Regions from separate parts of the Homo sapiens genome. Here region 2 is linked to region 1. A link is a loop called in an ENCODE intact Hi-C map of the cell type or tissue named here. Cell type or tissue: endothelial cell of umbilical vein. All regions are shown on one strand. Links, peaks and the distances in the headings refer to the core of each region. The heading gives the core; the rest is flanking DNA. Region 1 overlaps PPM1H (protein phosphatase, Mg2+/Mn2+ dependent 1H). Region 2 overlaps PPM1H (protein phosphatase, Mg2+/Mn2+ dependent 1H).

The links. A loop is a pair of places that touch in the nucleus more often than their neighbours do. Peaks named below come from ENCODE experiments on the same cell type or tissue, not always from the same donor. Only the 100,000 strongest peaks of a DNase experiment are listed, where the experiment ranks them.
Region 2: it touches region 1 in a loop (5-fold over the local background); 3 of 110 quality-filtered maps call a loop at or near these places.

Annotation. Positions count from the first base shown.
Region 1 is chr12:62,896,744-62,909,099 of GRCh38, forward strand. All of the region lies in intron 1 of PPM1H (protein phosphatase, Mg2+/Mn2+ dependent 1H), which reads right to left. It overlaps LOC105369795 (a long non-coding RNA gene), which reads left to right. Exons shown (of 3, transcript XR_945016.3): 3 at 1-4,283. Among named protein-coding and RNA genes, the nearest start is that of PPM1H, 32 kb to the right of the region's middle. RefSeq lists a silencer at 10,484-10,666. In endothelial cell of umbilical vein, for the core only: no CTCF peak of the experiment used is centred there; a DNase peak (open chromatin) is centred at 6,648; H3K27ac peaks cover 825 bases.
Region 2 is chr12:62,841,168-62,853,523 of GRCh38, forward strand. All of the region lies in intron 1 of PPM1H (protein phosphatase, Mg2+/Mn2+ dependent 1H), which reads right to left. LOC105369795 (a long non-coding RNA gene) reads left to right here. Exons shown (of 3, transcript XR_945016.3): 2 at 9,574-9,726. It also overlaps the pseudogene RNU1-83P. Among named protein-coding and RNA genes, the nearest start is that of PPM1H, 88 kb to the right of the region's middle. In endothelial cell of umbilical vein, for the core only: no CTCF peak of the experiment used is centred there; a DNase peak (open chromatin) is centred at 6,734.

The DNA of each region.
Region 1 (12,356 bases), core at 2,867-10,866:
TACCGGGTATATACCCAAAGGCTTATAAATCATGCTGCTATAAAGACACATGCTCACATATGTTTATTGCGGCACTATTCACAATAGCAAAGACTTGGAACCAACCCAAATGTCCATCAATGATAGACTGGATTAAGAAAATGTGGCACACATACACTATGGAATACTATGCAGTCATAAAAAAGGATGAGTTCATGTCCTTTGTAGGGACATGGATGAAGCTGGAAACCATCATTTTGAGCAAACTATCACAAGGACAGAAAACCAAGTATCACATATTCTCACTCGCAGGTGGGAATTGAACAATGAGAACACTTGGACACAGGGTGGGGAACATCACACACCGGGGCCTGTTGCGGGGTGGGGGGAGGGGGGAGGGATAACATTAGGAAAAATACCTAATGTAAATGACGAGTTAATGGGTGCAGCACACAAACATGGCACATGTATACATATGTGACAAACCTGCACATTGTGCACATGTACCCTAGAACTTAAAGTATAATAAAAAAAAATTGCCAGTGTTTTTTCCCTACTCCCTTGTGCCCTCCCCCATTATAAAAATCAAATAAAATAAAACCACAGCCCTTTGCAATTCACGCCACATACACTAATAACAGCCTCAGGCAAGCAGTATCTGTGGGACTCATTTAAATTTTATTTTCGTGGAAGAATAAAGGAAAATTCAACACCAAATCTTTAAGACACACCACTTAATGATTTTGGTGAACAGTCTGAAATAGACAGTTATTGGAGCCTTTGATTAAGACAATACAATGTCTACAATGACCTATCAAGCAGGTGTCCATACCCTGTAAGAACCTTGTCCACACTTCAGCCTCTGATGAAGCATGTATGGGTACACCTTGTGTGTGACAGCCCCAATAGCTGGAATGGTGTGGGATCCCAATGAAGGACACCCAGCCTTGGCATGGCAATCTACCTATGACTTTGTGGCTTGGCTGAAAGATTTCAGCTGGGTCAAGCAGAAGATCTCTTTCAAGACTCTAAACCAAGAAATACAGGAGGGTCTTGCCAACTAACTATGGGAACTAAACCAAGAGAGCAGTGAATTCTCGGGGAGCACCATGAGAAGCCATGATGGGCTACTGCCAAACTGAAGTGATGTGGGGAACAGAAGGTGTAATGGAGTGGGGAAAAGCCAGTCCATCACAAGTGGGGAATAGTGCAGAGATGCAGAAAGAAACAGCCTATCACCAGCAGGAAGGACTGGACAAAGAAACTGACCCTTAGCCTAAAGAAGCCAGGGTACCAACTGTATAGTCCAGCCCAGCCCAGCTTGGGGAACAGTCACTATAGGTCCTCTCCTTCTGCTGCCACCCACACCTCATAAATGAGTTAAACTATAGCACATAATCATCCTTAAATGGTGGCAATAAACACTTCTGCATTTCATTGTCAATGGATGCATAATAGATGCAAAATACTTCCAAGGTTAACTAAATGAATTATTGTAGATGTCTAAAGTGAGGGTGAACTCTGTTTTTTCTTTTAAAATGATCCATCTGTTTATCAAGGCAATAAGTTTTTAAGTTAATTAAGTACGGAGCAGAAAGTCCTCCAAGCAGACACTTTTAATTAATTCTTAATTATGAATGCCCACGTATGTCCTCCAAGTGGCCAAAAATATTCAGTGTGGGGCGACAAAGGAAAAAACGCACTGAAAAGAGAACAGACACCACTCCTGGTTTTGATACTTTTTAGGTTAAATTTACCAAATGTTATAAACAGCTTTAAAAATACTTACCTTTAGGGTGGTTTTCAAAACAGTGCAAACATACACAAATCACAACACACTTCTTAATTTGTTCCTCTTTGTTGTCACGTGTTGCTAAGAGACTGTCTTTTTCAGGGCTCAAATACACAGATTTTTTCCAAATTTAGAAAATAGGCATACTTGCAAAGAAGCCTCAAAAAGGCAGCCAGTTAGAGGTAGAAATTTATTTGGTAATTACCAACCCACATTTCTCCAAACAACTTCCTGAAACATATTACTGAATGCCTGTATGACTCATGGAAACTTCAAAATTGATCATCTCTGGCTCTGTGGCAATCTGCTTTCTTAATTTACATACATTAAAGTTTGTGTACCCTCTACTCCTTACTGAAGGAAAACAGGAAAGTCAACCTTCCACTGAAAGAGAAGCAGCCGTCCACTGGGTTCAGACACTGGGAAGGCCACTGAAAGGCTCGTGTACATCAAGATTTCTCATGAGTGGTTAGGGGATGTTGATCACTCTTAGGGATAAACTGTAATCAAAGATCAGTATGTGAAGCCGGGAACAATAGCATATATTAACAGTAATACGTGTTATTACAGTCATATTCTAGTTCCTTAATTTATACAGTATGTTATTAAACAGATATATCATAGCATAATGGTATCACAAAAGACTACTTTTTCCCTTAAAACTCCTAGGTGCACTTTTGTATGTATTTTTTTATTAGCTATCTGACAGCCTGGGGAAAGACACAAAAAGGCGATAGGTGCCCATGACAACTGGTGATCAAAAAGCCCAACAAAAGCTGGGCGTGGTGGCTCACACCTGTAATACCAGACACTTGGGAGGCCAAGGTGGGAGGACCACTTGAGGCCAGGAGTTTGAGATCAGCCTAGGCAACACAGAGAGACCCCCATCCCTAAAAACACTAAAAAAAATTAAAAATTTAAACTCAATATAACTGAAACTAGATGGTAAATCAATGAGGAAATGGCTAAGTTTACAAAAGTCTGACTGACAAACCTCAGAGACGCACCCCTCTCTTTAAAAAGGATGCACTTTGACATTTTAAAATATCTATGTGCATAGTTATTAAAGAGCTTTTATATGGGCCCCTTAACTAACAGCAGAGAACCGCAGGGACAGGCCAGCTTTGCTGAGACAGATACACAGGCTTTATTTGTTTGCAAAGAAACACAACTGAACTCAACTGTAAAGACAACAAAGCTCAAACAGCCTCAGTCCTCACTAGGGTTTCATGCCAGCCCAACCCCATACGTTTGTAAAGCATTACAGTAACTTTGGAGAGTAGGACTAAAGTAGTCTAGGCTTGCAACAGGCAATGTTTATGTTCACTCCAAATTGATATGTTGAAATCCTAACCTCCAATGCAATGGTATTACGAAGGTGAGGTGAGGGTGGTGCCCTCACAAATGGGGTTACTGCCCTCATAAAAGAGACCCTAGAGAGCTCCTTCACCCTCTTTCAGCCATGTAGGACACAATAGGAAGTCTGCAGTTTACAACCTGGGAGAAGGCCCATGCCAGCACCCTGATCACAGACTGTCAGCCTCCAATACTGTGAGAAATTTCTGTTGTTTATAAGCACCCAGTCTGTGATATTTTGTTATACCAGCTCAAATGGACTAACACCGAGCTGTAGTCTCAGTTCTGCCACTCAGGCAAGCCATTTAGTTTCTCTGAATACTGACTTCCTCGTTTGGATAAGAAGGAAAGGACTCATTGTTCAATTCCCACCTATGAGTGAGAACATGCGGTGTTTGGTTTTCTGTCCTTGTGATAGTTTGCTGAGAATGATCGTTTCCAGCTTCATCCATGTCCCTACAAAGGACATGAACCCTTGGACACAGGAAGGGGGACCTCACACACAGGGGCCTGTTGTGGGGTGGGGTAGGGGGGAGGGATAGTATTAGGAGATATACCTAATGTAAATGATGAGTTAATGGGTGCAGCACACCGACATGGCACATGTATACATATGTAACAAACCTGCACATTGTGCACATGTACCCTAGAACTTAAAATGTAATAATAATAATAATAATAATAAAGAAAGAAGGGAAGAAGAAATGGGAATTTGCTTACCAGTAGTTAAAAAAAAAAAAAAGGAAAGGACTACGTGGAAACGAATGCGGGTGGAGGAGGTACTAATATCTTCTGAGCATCTCCTACAGGCCAACATTGTCCTTATACCATCTAACCTAATCCACATACTAATTCCTGATTTTACAAAAAGGGAAGCCAGGCCAGGGGAGGAAACTGCTCAGTGTCACAGGGGACATAGTACAGATAGGACTTAAGCCCCGGTGTCTGGTTTCAAGGCTATACCCAATTGCTATGCTGACCTTACACATTCTGTTTCCAGAGTTCAAGGACTAATTTGAGCATGCCTTTCTCAATGCCCCTACATATTTCTATTTCCATGTGCTATGATATAATTTCCGAGTCACATCTGAGATCTCACCCTCTCTAAACTCTCTGGTCTTTCCCCCTTACTGCCACCACCACTTAAACCCAGACAAGCTCTGGGAACATAGAGAACTTGGAGAGTCATCCGCCTCTATTTCCATGTAGCCGGATACATTTTTGCATCATGTAGTTTGCTCAGAACACAGCAGAGATTCTAGTCCTGCAAGTTTGGTGCCTTCTAATCACAGCAAAGAGCATTCTGTTGCACAATGAATATTAGTATTCACTGATACCATATGTTCCCAGTGGGCAACAGCCAATCACTTTTTCAAAACCCTTGGGAGGTGAGCTTACATTTACAATGAAGAAATGACAATTATCATCAACCAAATCCAATTAATTCTCAGATTTCTATTTTTAAGTTTCTTGAATTGGAGGAAAAGATTGAATATCATTAATAATGGAACTTACTGTCTAGTTTCATTAAAAGCTTGCCACTTCACAGATGAAATCTGAGGCAAGCCAAAGAGAAATGTTGGCAGTTTGTGCCTTCAGGCAACAGAGGCCTTTTGGGTAAAATTATGTTTTTGTGCTGAGGGGGACTGTCAATAGTACTTGTTCTAAAATTATATACGTCTTTATAGAAATTGCCTCTACAAAAGTGCAATCATATTAATACACACACACTTGCTGTTAAGGCTATCAAGTTAAATTTAAGAAGCAGAGCTATTCTCTAAGTGGGACACATTCTTAACACTCCTAACAGGTAAAGAAAATCCTTCCTATACATGATAGCCAATTAATGACTATTAAAATGCTTTTAGGTGCCATGGTAGGAAGTCCCTGACAGGTAGCTTTGAGCAGAAAGATCCTCTGCTCCAGGCATCCCTGGGGCTCCTGAATGCCATTTGTCCTTGAACCTGCAGGAGGGAAGTGCAAGGAGGACTTGGTTTCAAATGAAGGCAAGCCTCCTTGCCTTCAAGTTCTACCAGCTACTACTTCTGACATTAGCTTCTAAGATTAGAATAAAATGGGATAATAAAACAGAAAACAAATACGAAATAATCCATCTGAAACATGGTTTGCCTACTTTAAAGGGTTCCTCTAAAACCGATTCAGAGGGATGACTAACCAATATATGAAACACTTTAAAATAAAAGCTTTTTGGCCAGGCGCGGTGGCCCATGCCTGTAATCCCAGCACTTTGGGACACTGAGGTGGGCAGATCACGAGGTCAGGAGTTCGAGACCAGCCTGTCCAACATGGCGAAACCCCGTCTCTACTAAAAATACAAAAATTAGCCGGTCGTGGTGGTGGGCATCCCAGCTACTTGGGAAGCTGAGGCAGGAGAATCACTTAAACCCGGGAGGCGGAGGTTGCAGTGAGCCGAGATCGCACCATTGCACTGCAGCCTGGGCAAAAGAGCAAGACTCCAACTCAAAATAATAATAATAATAATAATAAAATAAAAAAATAATAAAAATAAAAGCTTTTTAAAAAAATTTAGGATTTTTAAAACAGTTTACAAAGTTGAGATACTTTAGCACTGTTTGTGACTGCCCAACACTGGAACATTTTCCAGACAAAGCTCTGGATCCCAGGACTCAGCCTTCTTCAGCACAGCCTGATAAGGCTCTCATGGGGTCCCCCCGCCCCTGGGGGTAGCCTACCTGAGTCAAAATCCTGACTCTTCCCCTTGTTGGCTGAGGCCTTGGACAAGTCATTTAATCTCTAAGGGTCCATTCTTCTTCTACATGGTGACAATCCTGACTTTGAATTACTTCAAGGATTAATTAAAATAATACATGTATAACCCTTGGCCCAATGCCTGGCATATACTGAAGGACTCAATAATAGGTTGAGGCTCTCATGACTGTAATAATTATGAGTAGTACTAAGAAAGATAGTGGAAATAGTTGCAGTGAGGCCCTACTCTAGATGGAGGGCCCACTTGTGATTTGAAACATCCAGCCACAGTTTAGGCAATCATACAGGCCTATCTCCTATGGCAAATGGAATACTGCCCCATCAAATGGGTTGAACTAATACCACTAGACTAAGTATTTGATCACTGCTTTTTTACAAGGTACTAAGGTAGTACTCAAATTGCTGGTTTTTGGAGGACACAATTATATTGCCCAATATGGACAACTCACTATGTGAGTTGTCACCCCCTCCTGAGACACATGGACAGAAAATATAATACACTGGCAAGAGTCCAGCTTTATGGCCACTGCATTCAGACATTACCAGATTCCAAGTTTTTCCCATTTGAAGTAGCTGGTGCAGTTCATTTCTTTAGACATGCCTCCATCCACATCAAGTCTGAAAGCTTCTTTAATGCTTTTAAGATTAAGATAAAACAGCTGGTGAAGGGGTGGAAGCGTGTCAGTGGCAAAAACTCTAAAAGGAGAACACAGAGCTTGGCTAAAGACAAAGCAACAGGAAGTCAAGCACATGCACCGTCCAGAAATACCCTGAAATGTTATTTTAAGACTTCCACCCGCGATGCAATCTCATCCTCCATATTTTAATGCTTTTGTGATATTTGAAGGAAGGGACAGGAAAATAACAATGATGAATAAAATTAATTCTGGTTAAGTAACAACTAGGCCTGAGGGCCAGGTGTCCCTTAACCACTGAGCACAAGAACTCTGTGATTTTAGATACACTCAGACAGAAAATCATGGAAAATATCCACCCACCGCCAATTCCTTCAATGGCAGAAAACATAAGACACGAATAATCAACTTTACTTAAGATTTGCAAACCTTATGTGTACTAAGTAACCAGTACTGTGTCTAGTTGCCATGGGGTGGGGGAGTGGGGTGGGGGTCTAAAAGAATTGAACATTTCAATAAATGTTATTCAATAACTAGGTTATATATGAACATTCAGTCAAAATATATTTGTAAGGGAGGCTTCAGTTTCTAGAAGAGAACTGAGAAATAGAAAGGCAGCTGCAAAATTTGGTGTACACTGATGTTCATATTTAATCTAATTAATGGGTAATACATTTCTGAAAGGGTCGATTTATTTTTTTAGAGTCACCCTGTAATAGCAAATCTTAGTGACTGATGAAACCTCATACCATAAAAAGAACAGGATAGAGAAACGTAATACGAAGTCGAAATGGTTAAGGCTGTCATATTGCCTTCACTTCAAAGGAATTACATTCACTGTTGGTATTTCTTGTAGGGAACCGAGATACCATTGAAGAAGCCTTCAAAAAGGCTACATTACATAAAGCATTAAAACAAAAAAGTAATCTAGTAACAAAAAGGCCCACAAACAGAGCTGTGGGGTACAAAATTAGTTCTTCATAAATTTTTTTTTTTCTTTGAGAAAGAGTCTCACTCTGTTGCCCAGGCTGGAGTGCAGTGGCATGATCTTGGCTCACTGCAACCTCCACCTCCCAGGCTCAAGCAATCCTCCCACCTCAGCCTCTGAGTAGCAGGGACCGTAGGCACACATCATGATGCTTGGCTAATTTTCTTTTATTTTTTGTAGAGATGGGCTTTCTCCATATTGCCCAGGCTGACCTCGAACTCCCTGTAAATATTTCTTATAGATCAGTGAACACAATGCCATATTTTCTTACAATGCTGCACCCGACGGCTTCATGGGCCCTTCTAAGAAACGAAGAAACTGACCAGTAGACAGAACGGTGCCATATGTTTTGTTATGAGATATGGGCAAAAGGATTGCTGTCAGATGCCAGGCAATGAAAGTAAAGGCAGGAGGAATTTCCACCCTTGAAGTGAAATAAAGACATTTTAAAGCTACGGAGGTTGGTGTGAGCTATTCAGAGGTCACCAGGACCATCAGCATGTGGACTGTGTCACAGTTAAGTCTGCAATGTCTTCTTTTCCTTATTAGTATATAAAATAGTAGCGTGCCCAAAATCAGTATCTTAGTATATGAAATATTAATTTCTTAGAAAAAATCAATGCAAACCTATAAGCTTTAAAGGCCATTTTTTTTTCAGCTCTGACCTAGATGTAGCCTAACAGCCACAGCAGCCTTTTCCCACGCCAGCAGCATTCACTCCTAATAACAGGGATAGTGGCTAAGAGGGGGCTTCAGAGCCAGTCCCTCTAGGTTAAAATTCCAGCTCTGCCACTTACTCATGGTGTGACCCTAAACAAGCTAGTTCTCTCTCCTGGGCTTCAATTTCTTCATCTGTGACAAAGATAACAGTACCCATCTCATAGGGTTGTTACAACAATTAAATGAGACAGTATTGGTAGAGAGCTCAGAACAGTATCTCACACAGTGAGCATCATGTAAGTAATTGTTAAATAAAACTAGCACCTAGATTTTGGTGTCAAACTGTTCTCCAGAGAAAGAAGCCAGGGTTTCTTAGAGGGTAGTTCCATATCTTGGGGCGGGGAAAGTTAGGGATTGGCAAGGCTCAACGTGTGGCTAGTAGGAAGATAGAAGATGTTCATGGAGCTCAGGGGTAGTGATGAAAAGACAAATCACTAGCCAAGATGGGACAATGTGGGCATCAAAAATAGTAAGGCCATCTAAATGTGAAAGACATGATTTCATGATATCCCACACATGAAAAAGTTAATATAAAGCACACAATGAGGTGTTATCATACAAAAGAAAGGAAGAGAGTATCCATTCCACTTTATTTTAATAAATGGAAGAGTGCTAGGTGTTTTGTTTCTTCTATTAAATATTTATCCGTTTAAGTAGAGAAGAATGAACATCAGGAACTTAGTAATACTAGTCCTCGGTAAGACAGAGTAGACCAATAACAGGAAGGCTTTAACATACTTAAAAACCAGGGGGAAAGAAAATCGAAGTGTGTCAAGATGATGAATTCGCTAAATGTTCTAAGAGGTGTATTAACCACAGACTTCATCCCTCATATCCTAGGAGATAATACCCCTTCCATGTCTTACTAATGGAGATAGTAATAGATCATATGGTAGCTTCCATATGATGATGCAAAGAACCAGGCAAAGATTAGGAGGACAGGACAATGGACTATGAGATGCCAGCCAAGCAAAACTTGGAAAAGAAAACATTCTGGGAGAAGCACCATGCTTCAAAAAAACTAGAACTTGTGTGGAAAGTATAACTCCAAAATCTTACTGCTGTAACAAATTGTGGACAAATATAAAATGGAGCCTAGCCAGATGACCAGTGGCTTGGATTTGATGAAGCTAGAGATGGCCAAAAATAACTAGATCAGTTATCAGCTGGTCAGACTATCTTTCTGGCTCCAATAAAGTTTCTGTAATTGTGGAAATGTACTAGTACTATATTACTGTAGAAAAGTCTCAAAATGCACATTGCTCTAACACTGGACACTATCAAAATATATGTTGCTACAAACTTAGGAAAGTAAACAGACAAGTTTAAGAACAACAAATGAACCACCATGGCATTGGTATTTTACAACAGCTTTAAGTATGTTTTATGTTTCATAATCACTGGATCTTTGTGTGCTGTTTCCAGTGTCAGGGGGCTCAAAAGAATCAACATTGCAGTTTAAGTTGTTAAAAGAGTTAAGTCGGTAATCCATGTTCAAACAGATTTCAGAAATTAATTTTCAAAGTTTGATTTTAGATACAAATTTAATAGTTTGAGCGCTAAATTACAAATAGTAGCAGGTGCTTCTCTCTATGAACAAAAACCCCTAGAATATTAAAGAATACATAAAGTGGGTCACCAACATGATGTCCAGAGGAGTAAACTGTATTTCTCCACATAAAAGACTATTCAGAAGCACAGTTATCCACTTCTTCCATCACCATGACCCCAAGGGAAACAAAAGGTAGAGGCAACAATAGAAGAAGATATGAGATAAAAATGCTACACAGTTGATAAGAGTTCTTCCGTATTAAAAGTAGGACAGGGGGATAATGGGAAATGAACTACAATAGAACCTGGCTTCAGTTTGTTGTATAAATCCAATCAGACATGTATAGCGTAACAACACGTTCCTTCTGTTATAGCTTTGAAATAAAATGAATCTGAAATGATGAAGAATATAAATGTGTCTAGAACAATGAAATACAATGGTGAAGTTTCAGATGTGGAGAGGGGTGAAAATGGAGCTGAGAAATACTCTCAAGATTCCACTGACCCATTTCCCCTACAGGGATTAAATCAAACAAGATCGATCACCTCCAAATCTTTGGGTTTATACCTGACAACTACTCTCCTGGCAAATTTAATGTTTTTCTTTTTGAAAGGCTGATATTATTATTTCTACAATTCTTTCTCCCTGTTCTTCCCACCCTCCATCTAAGACATGCAATCTAAATGCTCACTCATGGGAGAAAGGCAACAAAGCAAATGGCACTCACTGAGCACCAGCATGTGCCAGGCACTGCAGAGGGAGATTCCCATGATCATTACATTTCATCATCACGAGTCTTGGGAGCTGGATATTATTACCCTACTTTTAGTAATGGAGAAAATGGAGTTCTGCAGAAATGAGCAAATTGCACAAGGACATCAGTGCAGTTTGAGTGTTCAGACCTGTGTTCAGGTTTGCCACCAAACCCTGCAGGCTCTTCCACTGTCCCATGCTGCCTTTGGGTTCTCTGCCCCACTCTTTTTACTGGGACTACCTGTCAGCGGTTCTTTCTCAAATGAATTGCCAAGTCAAAAACCTCAACTCTGAAACTCAGTTCCCAAAAAAGCAACATAAAAATGTTCTAGTCTAAGTCTCCTTTGTTTATCCAGTAAGTACTTGTTACACAGAAGGCTGTATCATTCCAGCCTGAATCTCAATAGTGCTCTGTGTGACCTGGAGAATTTAAACGTGTACCTGTACCAAAAAGAGGAACTCATCCTAAGTTTTCTACTAGTCACACACGTGTGACAAGCTCTCCATACCAGCCTGCACTTCAGTTTCAGATCTGGAAAAAGGTGCCTAACAACCAATGCAGCTCCCAGAGGCTGACAGAAAGAGTACCCTTCTCCCCCTCATGGCTGTCCTTGTAATGCTCTCTCTACATTCAGAACAGAGTGTAAAGGCTTTAAAACCAGCCTCTGAAGCTATCAGGGCAACATCAATTAAGATAATTTTTAAAAGCTCAAGGCAGAAAAGAAATTAACATTCCCTTTATTTTAAAATGTAGTACACAAGATTAAAAAGTATTGACGATGAGTACAGGACAATCTCCTTATTGACTTGTTTACAATCAAAATCGTGCATGCATGACAGGTCATTAGAAATTGAGTTTTGCAGCTGGGTGCGGTGGCTCATGCCTATAATCCCAGCACTTTGGGAAGCCGAGGGTGGGCGGATCACCTGAGGCCAGGAGTTCGAGACCAGCCATGGTGAAACCCCATCTCTACTAAAAGTACAAAAATTAGCTAGGCGTGATGGTGGGCGCCTGTAATCCCAGCTACTTAGGAGGCTGAGGCAGGAGAATCGCTTGAACCCTGGAGATGGAGGTTGCAGTGAGCTGAGGTCATGCCACTGCACTCCAGCCTGGGTGACAAGAGCGAGACTCCGTCTCAAAAAAAAAAAAAAAAAAGAAAGAAAGAAAGAAATTGAGTTTTGCTCATTTTTATTTTATTTTTAAAATCCTACCCAAGGAAAGCATATTTTTACTAACCAAAAGTTATTTACTATCTGCACTCTGAATGTTATGCAAGTGGAGAAAACTAACCAAGAATGGCACATAAGGTTGAGTAGAAGTCCACGGCACAAATATGCTGGCTGAGGGGCCAAAGTGTGGTTTGTATCATAGTAGGGGCTGCAACCACCCGAAGGAATGGACTCCTCTTAAGTGCCAAGTTTATGCTATGGCAAGGAATAAATGGGTAACAAAAGAGATGCAGACCACACCCCGAAGGAGCCTCCAGTAGAGTGGGTAGATATTAAACAAATAATTACAAATTACTATGGACCACGTTTTCTCAACTCTAAGAAAAACATTTTCCCTTATCTATTTAATCCTCACATGCATCTTATCAGTTATGACTAATCCCTGGCTTACAGATGAGAAAACTGGCATTAACTATCTGCTTAAAGGGGTGGATTTGGGATTGGAACTTGGGCCAATGGACTCTGGAGACCATTCCTTTAAGGACAACACTACACCAGTTCCCACCAGTCCCCCACCCCACCCTATCCCCTGGGCTTCTTAAGTATTAGAAAATGGAACCACTATTCACCCAGTTTCTCAGGCTGAAAATCCGGAATTAT
Region 2 (12,356 bases), core at 1,987-9,986, 56 kb before region 1:
AATGCAATTGGTTTTAGGTCAATGAAAAGAGAGTACAAGGTACCAGAAATTTCAAAGTCAGTAGCTGCCAAGTTCAACTTAAACAGTGGCTGGCAAACTATTGCCCATGGGCCAAAGCTGGACACTGCTTGTTTTTACACAGCCTGCAAGTTAAGAATGATTTTTATATTTTAAGTAGCTGGGGGGAAAAAAGAATATTTCATGTCAACATTATGTAAAATTCAAATTTCAGTTTTGCTGGAACACAGCCACATTCGTTCATTTACATATTGTCTCTTGTGGTTTTCATACTATAATGGCAGAGTTATTAGTAGTTGCAACAGGGACTATCTGGCTCACAAAGCCAAAATTACTTACTATTTGGGTCTTTACAGAAAACGTGTACTGACCCCTGAACTTATTAGGTTGAATTATCTGAAATTGTTTTTGCAGATCAAAAACAGTTGAATACTGACGATTTCACATAGTTACACGTAATACATAGGTGAAGCAAAAGAGAGATACAGGTTTGGGTAGAACTTAACATGCAGTTTGGCATTAGTAGTAACATTAGCTGTGGATACACTTTGCTTTACCATTTGGAGGCCATCACTAACTTCTATCCCCTTCACCAATATAATTAAATAACTGAGAATGAAAAAACAAACAATAAAGATCAAAAGAAGATATAATGTTGCCTCATAGATTTCCCCCCATAAATATCAGCGTTTTCTTCTTCATATTGGTTGTTTAGAAATGAACATTTAACATAGTAAAAATGAAAATCAGAAAGTCATCTTTGTGTATTTCCTTTCAATAATCCTCTGGGTCCCCTTGGCAAAACCATTAATACCACCAATGTCCAACTTCCTTATTTAAATAAGGAAGTCTGTGCTCTGTCAGATGCTGGAACAATTCCCGTAGAAGGCCCCAGTGCTGCTCTGTTGGAGCCAACTGAAATCAAAATAAACGCCAATCCAAATAAGATTGAAGTGTTGAAGTTTTGCATAAAATAAAGCAGAAAAAATGCTTTTTGCAGGTTTAGAACAATATCATTTGTATATAGCTATTTGCATCTGTTGGTGATTAAGGGAAAAAAAGCAAAGTTCTGCTTTTCTAAAGATCAGATTTTGTTTTATTTACCAGCTGTATCAGTACTATCGGCAATGTGAGAAATTTTTTTAAACAAAAAATTTTTTTGAAAGTCAGTTTCAAATGTGTAATTTAAACAAAATTTTTTTTGAAAGTCAGTTTCAAATGTGTAATTTAAAAACCCAAACTTTAAAAAGCCTGAAACTAATAAAATATGAAACCAAAAGACAGAAGTATTCTAATCTCAACAGACTTCAGATAAAACATATACATTTTTAATTGACAGGTCCTCAAAAATCCCAGACACCACCTAGGCTTTCTCCTTGTTGCTGGATAAAGAAAATATTGGACTATCTAGGCCTCTGGTATTTTTCTTTAAACCTTAAAGTAACACAAGAGGAATAAAGTTATACAGAAGGGGACTGTTATGTAGTAAGGAGGGTTTTAAGCCCTAACTTGGGAGTTATCTTTAAAGAGGTGCTATCCACCTTCACATAGGAGGCCACTCCACCTAAACATACAGCAAAGCAGGAAACATGGGAGGGGCAGGTAGACAGGTTTTTTCTCTGCTAGAAATTGGAGACGCAGTCTCATACAGCTTTTAAGAGCAGAGAGACTCTGGAACCAGACTCCCTAGGTTTGAATCCTGGATCCGCAAGTAGGTAACTGCACTACTTTTGGCAAGTTATTTCCCTGTGCCTCAGTTTCTCATAAGATGGGGATAATGAACAGTATTTTTCTCATATGGTAGCTGTCTGACTGTTGTAAAAAAAGAAATGTTAAAAGTGTTTCATAGGCTGGGCATGGTGGCTCACGCTTGTAATTCCAGCACTTTGGGAGGCTGAGGCCGGCGGATTGCTTGAGGTCAGGAGTTTGAGACCAGTCTGACCAACATGGTGAAACCCTGTCTCTACTAAAAATACAAAAATTAACCAGGCATGGTGGTGCGTGCGTATAGTCCCAGCTACTTGGGAGGCTGAGGCACGAGAATTGCTTGGAACCCCGGAGGTGGAGGATGCAGTGAGCCGAGATGGCGCCACTGCACTCCAGCCTAGGCAACAGAGGGAGAATCTGTCTCAAAAAAACAAACAAACAAACAAACAAAAAACCACAAGTGTTTTATACTTAACAACTTAATGCTTTCAACTGTAAACGTGAGAAAGGTGTTGTTATTATCCTCATTTTATTGGCCAAATCAATGTCATATGCATGATGACTTATTTAGGTAAATGTCCTAGGTGAGCCATTCTGATATCTTCTTATAGCAACTGAGGTTTTACATTATGTATTGTGCTCACACATATGATAATCTTGCAATTAGTTGCACAACAGACTATAAATAAAACACAGGTAACACAAGAAGGAATTGTGACACTTCACATGGTTTCAGTACTTCAATATATTTTTTCCAAGGCAAGCACAGTATTACTGCAAATGTACATTAAAAGTGATAATTAATTTTCCCCTTACTACTTCAGTCTTTTTTAAAAAGTACTTTTTAAAAAAAGTACTTTATTTTAACTGAAAACAATCTGCTTTGAAAAATCTTTACCCTAGTGTTAATTAACCTGCAGAGAAAGTGTGTTTCCAGATTAAAGACTGAACAATACATCAAGTAGCCCTTTGAAAACTAGCTGTTATCTGATCAAATATTTTTACCTTTGTCCCCAGACCCAGGGCAAAGCTCAGTTAGCAATCCAAGTCTCCCTAATTTACAAGGGAAAGAACATGCTAATTTAGCCCTTGAGGTCTCAGAATAACCCATCTGAGTTTCATTTTAGGCAAACTGATTTCTCTACCCTAAGGAAGCTAGAAAGTACAATAAGACTTTGCCTTTGTCAACCTTAAATAACGAGATTCAGAAATTATGATTAAGCATCGAGTTTATTCCAGCGCAGTGCAAAGCTTAAGAACAGCCACCTGGGCAGCACACACTCCAAATGGATGGGGTTGGTGTTCCAAAGTGGGGAAGCTAAGGTTTCACTTATATAGGCAGAAACAGTTTTAGCAGGGTTCAGCACTTTCTGTACAAAGCCAGTATGTAACATTACAGTGATTTGCTTAGTATGGATTACTACATTCCAAGGAAGATTGCTTTAGCATTCCTGAGGAGAAATAATGTTCTGAGGGGCAAGGGGGGCGTCTTATCTCTGATGCTGCTTCTTCATTGCTAATCATTTATAGGAAAAAGCAGAAATAGCAACTGCATGCTACATGATTCAGGCTACGTAGCCACATTCCCCTCAAGGCTCAAGATAACTTAAAGTTCCAACAGCTTTAAGTTTGGATTATTTAATTTCACACTTTGAAGGAGACAAATGCGCTGAATGTAAGCGATTTTAAATTAGATGCTTAATACCATCCTTAAATAAAAAGGACAAGGTGGACTACCAATATATTTCAATTAGTCAAGGGTAGATGTGTTCCAAAATGTTGTGTGTTTATTTCAGTTGTGTTCTCCCTATCTCAAATCACATAGCACGGAGTAGGTACTCGATAAATGTTAATTGAATGAATAAACAAATGAACTCATTTTGCCATAACACCCCATGGGAGAGAGACTAGAATAATGACGGTGTTCTAAGCCTGCCTATATATTTCTTAAAGCTTACAATATTTGGAGTTTCTCCTCATTTGATTTCTGCATTCCATAGAAAAAAATTAATTATAAGCACTTCTACTAGGAAATGAGCTTGGGAGTAGGATATGTTAAAGTGACCCCTAAACATTCTCCAGCAAAGAAGTAGCTGATAGATGTCAGAGCCTAGGGTACCTCTTCATCCAAATTCCACCTCTGGCTTCTGCCTTATAAATAAGTTCTCACCCTATTAACAGTTAGAGCCGACCAAGAAGGCCCTGGAGGGCCAGGATGGCTCTTTTACAACATCAAAAGACTACTGCAAAGGAGGGAAATTCCAAAGGTCTAAACAGGACCTGGAAGTAGCAGAAAGATAATTCTGACACTATCGGTTTGAAGCTACCCAGCCATGCAATGAGTTACCTCAAAAAGTAGAATTCCCTTCACTGGAAATGTCCAAAAGCTGGCTTATGACCTCCCAGGGATACTCTGAGGATCTCTGCATGGAATGGGAAGTTCCTAAGGCTTCTTTTCTAACTGTTGAGCCTATACCTCCATCCTCTTCTTGCCTCCATCTGTAGTTAATACAAAATCTATACTTCTTTCAGAGCTAAAATTTACATGGAACATAGTTTTAGAAAAGGGGAGTGGTACTTCTTGCTGAGGCAATTCTCTGACACCTGGTAGACCATATATGAGGTATGGAAAGTCTTGTAAAAATGGAAATTTCATTGACTTGACTTCCTATCCCCAACTAGACCTTTAATACGGGTGTACAAGGGAACCTCAAGTGCTGCTGTTCCTTGGGGCTGCAAATGTGGCTTGCTGTTCTTCCTCCCCAGACAACTTTCCCTGGGAGATCGTCTCTATTCCCAAGGCTTCATTTAAGATCCAAACACTAAGCACTGCCAAAATCATATCTACAGTACAGATCTCTGGGGGTGCCTGGCCTGTGTTTCCAAATACCTGTAGAATATCTGCCTTTGCATGTTGCACAACATGCAAGCTGCCCAACCCTATATTCATTTCTCCTTCCTTCTGCTGTCTCCTTCCTGTCTCAAATACAATCCTCCTTCTGGTGTTCTTTGTCTTAGTGGACAAAGAATTCCAAGGAGCATCCTTGTCCTCCCAGCTTACTACTCTCCCCACATCTAGCTTCTCAGCCTGCGGGGCTAAGTCATAACTATGACTTACATCCCCATTTCCATGCCTTGTCCAGGCCCTTGTCACATCCAGCAGGCACCAATATTTAAACCTCCTAACCTGTCGTCTCTTCTTAGTAAATCCTGCACAGCAGGCCCGGACTGACCTTTCTCAACCGTGAATGTGGCCATGTCTCTCCCATGCTCAAATATCTCCAAATGGGCTCTGAAGATTTCAGGATAAAATTTAAACTTTTGGGCCAGGTGCGGTGGCTCACGCCTGTAATCCCAGCACTTTGGGAGGCCAAGGCAGGCGGATCATCTGAGGTAAGGAGTTCGAGACCAGCCTAGCCAACATGGCAAAACCATCGGTACTAAAAAAAATACAAAAATTAGCTGGGCATGGTGGCAGGCACCTGTAGTCCCAGCTACTAAGGAGGCTGAGACAGGAGAATCTCTTGAACCCAGGAGGCGGAGGTTGCAGTGAGCCGAGATTGCGCCACTGCACTCCAGCCTGGGCAACAGAGCGAGATTCCGCCTCAAAAAAAAAAAAATTTTTTTTTTTTTTAACTTTTTAGCTTACCATATCAGTGTCTTCCTGACGGGCCCTCTGAATATCCTCAGCTTCCCCCATCTGGTCTCCTCGCACCCCCTCATCCTTAGCCATAATAAACAGTTTGTGGTTTACAAAAAGCACCCAGTTGCTACATACCACGATTCCTTCTCACATGCCTTTTCCACCCCCTGCAATGACCTAACCTCCTCTTGTCTGACAAACATCCCTTGTCCTTCAGTATTCAGTTTGTTAAGGCTATTTTGCATGCACTTTATTGTTCTTAAAGACTGCAGTGTAACCAGTAAGTAGCACAGTGCTCATAGTATGGAAATCACCAGAAACTTGGATTGGTATCCTAGCTCTGCCACTGGCTAGTTGTGTGTCTTGGGGAGGTTAATGGGCTACTGTGTGGACTAAGAGAATGCATAAATGTAAAGTGCATATACCTGTCAGAGATGTTTTTATCTGCCCAGACTCCCTTTCTCCTAGACATCATCTTTCCTTCCCACCCTCCTCCGTCCCATTCATATGGTTTTTCCATGGCCAGAGGTGACTGGTTTAGGGATGGCCACCTGATCTCTGAGCTGAGCCAATTAGGGCCCTTCTGTGAAAAATGAAAGAAAGAAAAAGGCAGCAGAAGGCAAGAAGGGGAAGAGAGGGAGAGACAAAGAGGAGAAGAGTACATATTTGTGAGAAGAGTACATGTTGGAAATAGAATCTCAACAGAGTCCCTAGTTCTAGGTGTTCCCAAGACCCATTTGTCTTTGGAATATCTGGGTAACCCCAATATTCTCTAATAAATTTCCCTTGAATGGCTGTCAATTGCAAGCTAGAGTATAGCAAGACCCAACTCTCAATACACCCTCACTATACTATCATTATTAAACTGCAAGGGCCGTGAAGGTAGGGGTAGAAACTTATTTAATTCTGTATTCTCAGAGATTAGCATAGTGCCTGATATACTGCAGGCAGTCAAGTACCTACTAAATGAAAGGTTTGTTGACTTCAGGGGAGAAATTATAATTCAGGGTTAAAATTTATATCACAAGCTCAAGGATCTCTACCTAACATCCTGTGCTAAGAGGTAAAAGACAACAAGAAGTAGCAAATTTTTGCCAGTTATGACCAGAGCAAGCCAGTGAGGTAAACATCTGACAGCCACTGATCAGGCATATTTAATCTTCTGAATATCTTTGATTTATTATCAATTGAGTAAATCAAAGTTTATTTTAAGGATTCAAAAAAAAAGCTGTTAAACTTACATAGATAACTATTACTGAAGCTTACCAAGAGTAGACAGTAAGCTGTTCAGAAATCTAGCAACTGAAAAAAAAACAAATCATCACTCCCATGGCCTGGGATGCGGAAGGACTCAGAAATTGTTGGAAATTCCACAGACTCAAAATGAGGTAACTGTTTACCTTCCTTATTGCATTTTAATCTAGAGATTAAAATAGATCTCATTGTTCCAGAATCCTGCCTATGGTAAGAAATGAGTTCTCAATGGCTGAGAATAAATTTTAATAGCGGAACCAGAAGCATAAGAGAGGAAATCATGAGGAAAAATTTTTCTTCATAAAAAGGACCATGAGGTTAATTTTCATTTCATTACATTTCTAAATTGCATATATTTTTGTATGCTGGTTGCAAAATATCCTTTCTGTATTGACATGAAGTATAAATTAATCAGTAAATACATAAAATTCTTACATCCTACATTTTCAAAATAGCTCCTAACTCATTAATTTATTCCAAAAATAACTAAGGTGCAAAAGTTCATTAATAAGATGACTGATAAACTTGATATATGAATTAACCAAAACCAACACCAAATCACCGTTAGATTCAGGCTTACCTGAAAATTTTATTAAACCACAACTTAATAAAACACAATACTAAATGACTACAAATGCAATCTAGGACACTTTCCATGGCAAGCTATATTTAGAATTCCAAGCTCTGTTGGGTAGAATGGTTCTCAGATTTTCATGTGCCTATGAGTCATCTGGAGGACTTCTTAAAACATTGATTTTAGGGCCCCACTCTCAGAGATTCAAACTCAGTAGATCTAAGGTAGGATCTGAGCAAAGCTCCCAAGTGGTGGTGACACTTTGGGTTTACTGATGATGACTGAGTTGCACTGGCCTGGATGAATCATGGTCGTTTTAATTTCACCAAGCACTGGAATTCCCCTGCAACCTCAGCCTCATTCCACTGAGCTAGAGAATTGTACGTGATATACCCTTAGTTTATAATCCACTGGTGGTGGCTGGTACTACCAGAGTCAGAAGCTCAAGAGACTCCTAGAGATGGAAAGGGGATCCTAGTGAGGCATTGAATTATGGTAATAGGAACATAAACCTGGTGGGGTTGGGGGGGCAGTCACTGGGAGTGGGACAAGGGGGACTGGGGACTAGGATAATGGGGACTCCCAAAAAAGTTGGGAACAAAAATACTGGCAGGTCATTAGCTGCAGGGGAAGGGAGTGGGAATAGTGGTGAGTGAGAGACTACCTCACATGGAATTCCTGTTAGGAAATGGTTGGGAATAGAAAAGAAATGGTAACAGAGGGTGGGAGAGGGCAGGGGACACACAGGAAGCTTGTTTCCCAAGGCGGAAGTGGCTGCCATACAAAGGGGTACAGGGCATCTGGATTGCTCAGCACATCCAACCTGAAAGGTGAATAACCATCTGGGACAACTCTTTTTATATCAAAGATAATGATACACTATCTAAATTATCAATTACAACACACTTTTACTAGAAAGAAAAAGGACTGAAATAACACTTGTAAATACTTGTGATTTAATTGCATATTGTCTCAGTTGAGCCTCCCAACAACAAGATAGATAGGGAAGGTATTATCTGTCCCATTCTATAAAAACTGAATCCAGAAAGCTGATTGACCTGGGGTCAGATAGCCATTGGGTGGTAATATCAGACTGATATCCCACCTGATTCCAAAGCCTATTCACCCACTACCCTATGCAGCAGAGAAAGGAAGCTGAGCAGCTCTCAGATCTAGAAGGAAAACCAAGGGTCCACTAGTATCATACAAGCCAAGTGTGAGGTTTTAAGAGGGAAAGGTGCCAGGTGCTAAGAAAAGTTCAAGTGCCCACTAGATATGGCAAAGAGGTTATCAGTGGCCACTGGTAAGGACTATAAAATTCAAAGTACTAAAATACTCTCCCCTCCCAGAGGAAGAAAAGTTTTAAGATGATAAAATGCACTAAGTCTGAGATGGAATGCATTCGTTTCCAGGGAAGTATTTCACTTGTCTGCTTCCTTTTTATGAATAAGTTAAAAACTTGAAAGAGCATCCATGCCTCTACACAAATTTTAGCTCTAATCCAAAGGTGACACTGTTAAACAACTGCTCTAAAATGCTGTCACAACTTTCTAGAAATTATAAATAGCAATTTACAGAGTAATTAAATAACAATTTTTTACTTTTTTATTTTTTTGAGACAGGGTCTCAGTCTGCCACCCAGGCTGGAGTGCAGTGGTGTGTGATCATGGCTCACTGCAGCCTAAACCTCCCAGGCTCAAGCAATCCTCCTCCCTCAGCCTCCAAGCAGCTGGAACTACTGACGTGAGCCACCATGCCTGGCTAATTTTTTTTCTATACTTTTTGTAGATACAGGGTTTCACCATGTTGTTCAGGCTGGTCTCAAACTCCTGGGCTCAAGCAATCAACCTGCCTTGGCCTCCCAAAGTGCTGGGACTACAGGTGTGAGCCACTGTGCCTGGGCAACAATTTTTTTAAGTTAGCTTCAAATTCCATGGACATTTCAAAACTTAATATATATGTTTTTGTAGTTAAAGATTTACTGATAATTTAGTTTTAAACTTTCAAATTATTTTTTAAAAATAATTTTGACTCCTGAAAATTAAATAAAAATTTTTGAAAGCACACCCAATAATTAAAAACTTAACTGCATAGCAAATTGGTAATCTAACAATACAAATTAGTAATCAAAAAATGCAAGTGACTTTTAAACAACTATAGGACAAAAATCTAAAGAGGAAAACTGTAAAAAGCAAAAAAATCCCAAAATGTCCTTGGCAGTTTTACTGTTAGAAATATTGGTATTGACATGTTGAAACTATGTATATATGGATATATAAAGATATATTTTAAAATATATATTATATAAAATATATATTCTAGTAACATATAGGTAAAATATATATATATTTATATTTTTTTCTTTTTTCTTTTTTAGGGGAAAGCATGAATGCAGTCCCCCACTACCACAAATCATGCAGTCGAGTTTCGCACTTTTGGGGAAATCACAGGGGTCAGCACACCCAGAGTGCAATGGATAAACCTCGCCCTGGGAAAACCACCTTCGTGATCATGTTATCTCCCCTGCCAGGTAAGAATGGGATATAGAATAAATGTTATTTATTAACAGCCATAATTGTTAATGTAAGGCAATAAATATAAATTAAATTGAAGAAAAACCTTGTAATGTTAAATTTGAATTGGAGATATCAATATGAAGTCAACTGTTGAAATACATGTATTTTTTAATGCTGTCTACTCAAAGGGCCTGGAAACAAGGACATCCTAGGACTGTGAGCATTCTAAACACCCAGACTTTGGTTTCCAAATACTACTCCCCACTGAAAGAAACCAGCGTTTCTTGGCAAAATGGTGATTCCAGATACGAGACAGTAAAAGTGTAAGGTGAGGCAGAGGCAGCTTGTAGGGCCAGAAAGCATAAAAGCACTCAAAGATAATAGGGCATTTCAGAAGGACACAGGAGTATGTTTGAAGGGGCTATCACTGGTTAATTCTGAGTCAATTAACATCAAAAACAAACAAATATTAACACAGAGAAAAAAGAAATCCCTAAATCTACAGTGCTAGTTAAAAGGAAAAATAAAACTAAATTGCTAGGGCTGGGCGCAGTGGCTCACGCCTGTAATCCCAACACTTTCAGAGGCCAAGGTGGGTGGATCACCTGAGGTCAGGAGTTCAAGACAAGCCTGGCCAACATGGTGAAATCCTGTCTCTATCAAAAATACAAAAATTAGCCAGGCATGGTGGCAGGCACCTGTAATCCCAGCTACTTGGGAGGCTGAGGCAGGAGAATCACTTGAACCCGGGGGGTGAAGGTTGCCATGAGCCGAGATCGTGCCATTGCCCTCCAGCCTGGGCAACAAGTGTGAAACTCCATCTCAAACAAACAAACAAACAAACAAAAAACTAAATTGTTACAACTGAAGGTGACTATTATACTAGTTACTTATTCTGAAAATTGATAATTAAAGGAGAGAAATTAAACACTGACCTATCTTGCTGAGAAAAAAACTAGTTTTTTCCCAGTTAATAAAGTACTATGGACTGAATGTTTGTGTCTCTGCCAAAATTCATATGTTGAAATCCTAACCCCTAATAGGATGCTGTTAAGAGATGGGGCTTTTGGATGGCCGGGCGCGGTGGCTCACGCCTGTAATCCCAGCACTTTGGGAGGCTGAGGTGGGTGGATGAGGTCAGGGGTTCGAGACCAGCCTGACCAATATGGTGAAACCCTGTCTCTACTAAAAATACAAAAATTAGCTGGGCGTGGTGGCGGGCGCCTGTAATCCCAGCTATTCAGGAGGCTGAGGCAGGAGAATTGCTTGAACCTGGGAGGCAGAGGTTGCAGTGAGGCGAGATTGTGCCACCACACTCCAGCCTGGGTGACAGAGCGAGACTCTGTCTCAAAAAAAAAAAAAAAAAAAAAAAGAGATGGGGCTTTTGGGAGGTAATTGGGTCATGAAGGTGGAGCCCTGGTGAATGGGATTGGTGCCTTTATAAGAGAAACCCCTGGGAGCTCTCTGGCTTTCTTTCCTACATGTGAGGCTACAAGAAGGTGGCAGTCTATAACCAGGAAGAGGGCCCTCACTGGAACCTGACCATGCTGGCACCCTGATCTGACTTCCAGCCTCCGGAACTGTGAAAAGTAAATTTGTTGTTTATGTACCACTCAGTCTGCGATACTTTGTTACAGCAGCCCAGACTAAGAAATAATAAAGAAATGTTATTTTTTACAGAAAAATGCCATCATGTAGAGGAATTGATAATTGGAAAATAATCATTCTGCAATCTGCAATGACATAATTGGTTTGGGCAAAGATCATCCACAGATGCTAAATCTCTTAGATGAAAGATTATTGTCAAAAGAGTGGTTACGTGGTGCCACCTCACAGATTTCTTGCTAATTTCATGGAGATAAACATACCTTTACAAGGGAAAGATATGGTGGTGAAACCAAGTGATCAAACATGGGTCCTGTGAGTGGGATGACCCGGCACTGCATGAGTGGGATACATCTCCTGATGTGACGCAACTTGAAATGCACAGCATCAGCTAGAAAGTATTCTTCCCAATCTAACTAAGCCTTTAAGCATAAATCCCAGTGTACGGGAAACAAAGGAGATAGAGAATTGGGCTAAACATCACAAGGAAACAACTAGAAAAAACTAAAACATTATGATAGTCTGTAGAAAACTAGTTTGGTTTCTTCAAAAGGTCAACCTTATAATAAAAAGGCCATAAAAAGACATTTCTGGGATGGGGGCGGTGGAAATGCAAATATGGACCATATGTCATGAATCAATGAGAAGTTTCTCGGGGGCAATAATGGTTTGTGCTTCTGCAGGAGAAATGTGCTTGTTCTTAGGTGATTCAGACTGAAATATTTAAGGGTTAGATAATTTAAAAGGATTCAAAGGAAAAAATGTATTTAGGGAGATAAAGCAAACTAGCGAAATGTTAATAACATGAATCTAGGTGAAAGATATTCAGGTACACGTTAAATTATTCTTTCAACACTTCTACATGTTTGAAATGTTTAATAAAAGGTTGAGAGAAGAATCTACATCTTGCTTTAATCCTATGAGGAAATGAAAGTTTTTACAGATGCATAAAATAAAATGTGAAAACATATGTAAAATTCAAAATTATAGAAAAAGGAATAAAAGAAAATATCAAGAATGGGAGGAGTTTCAATGCACA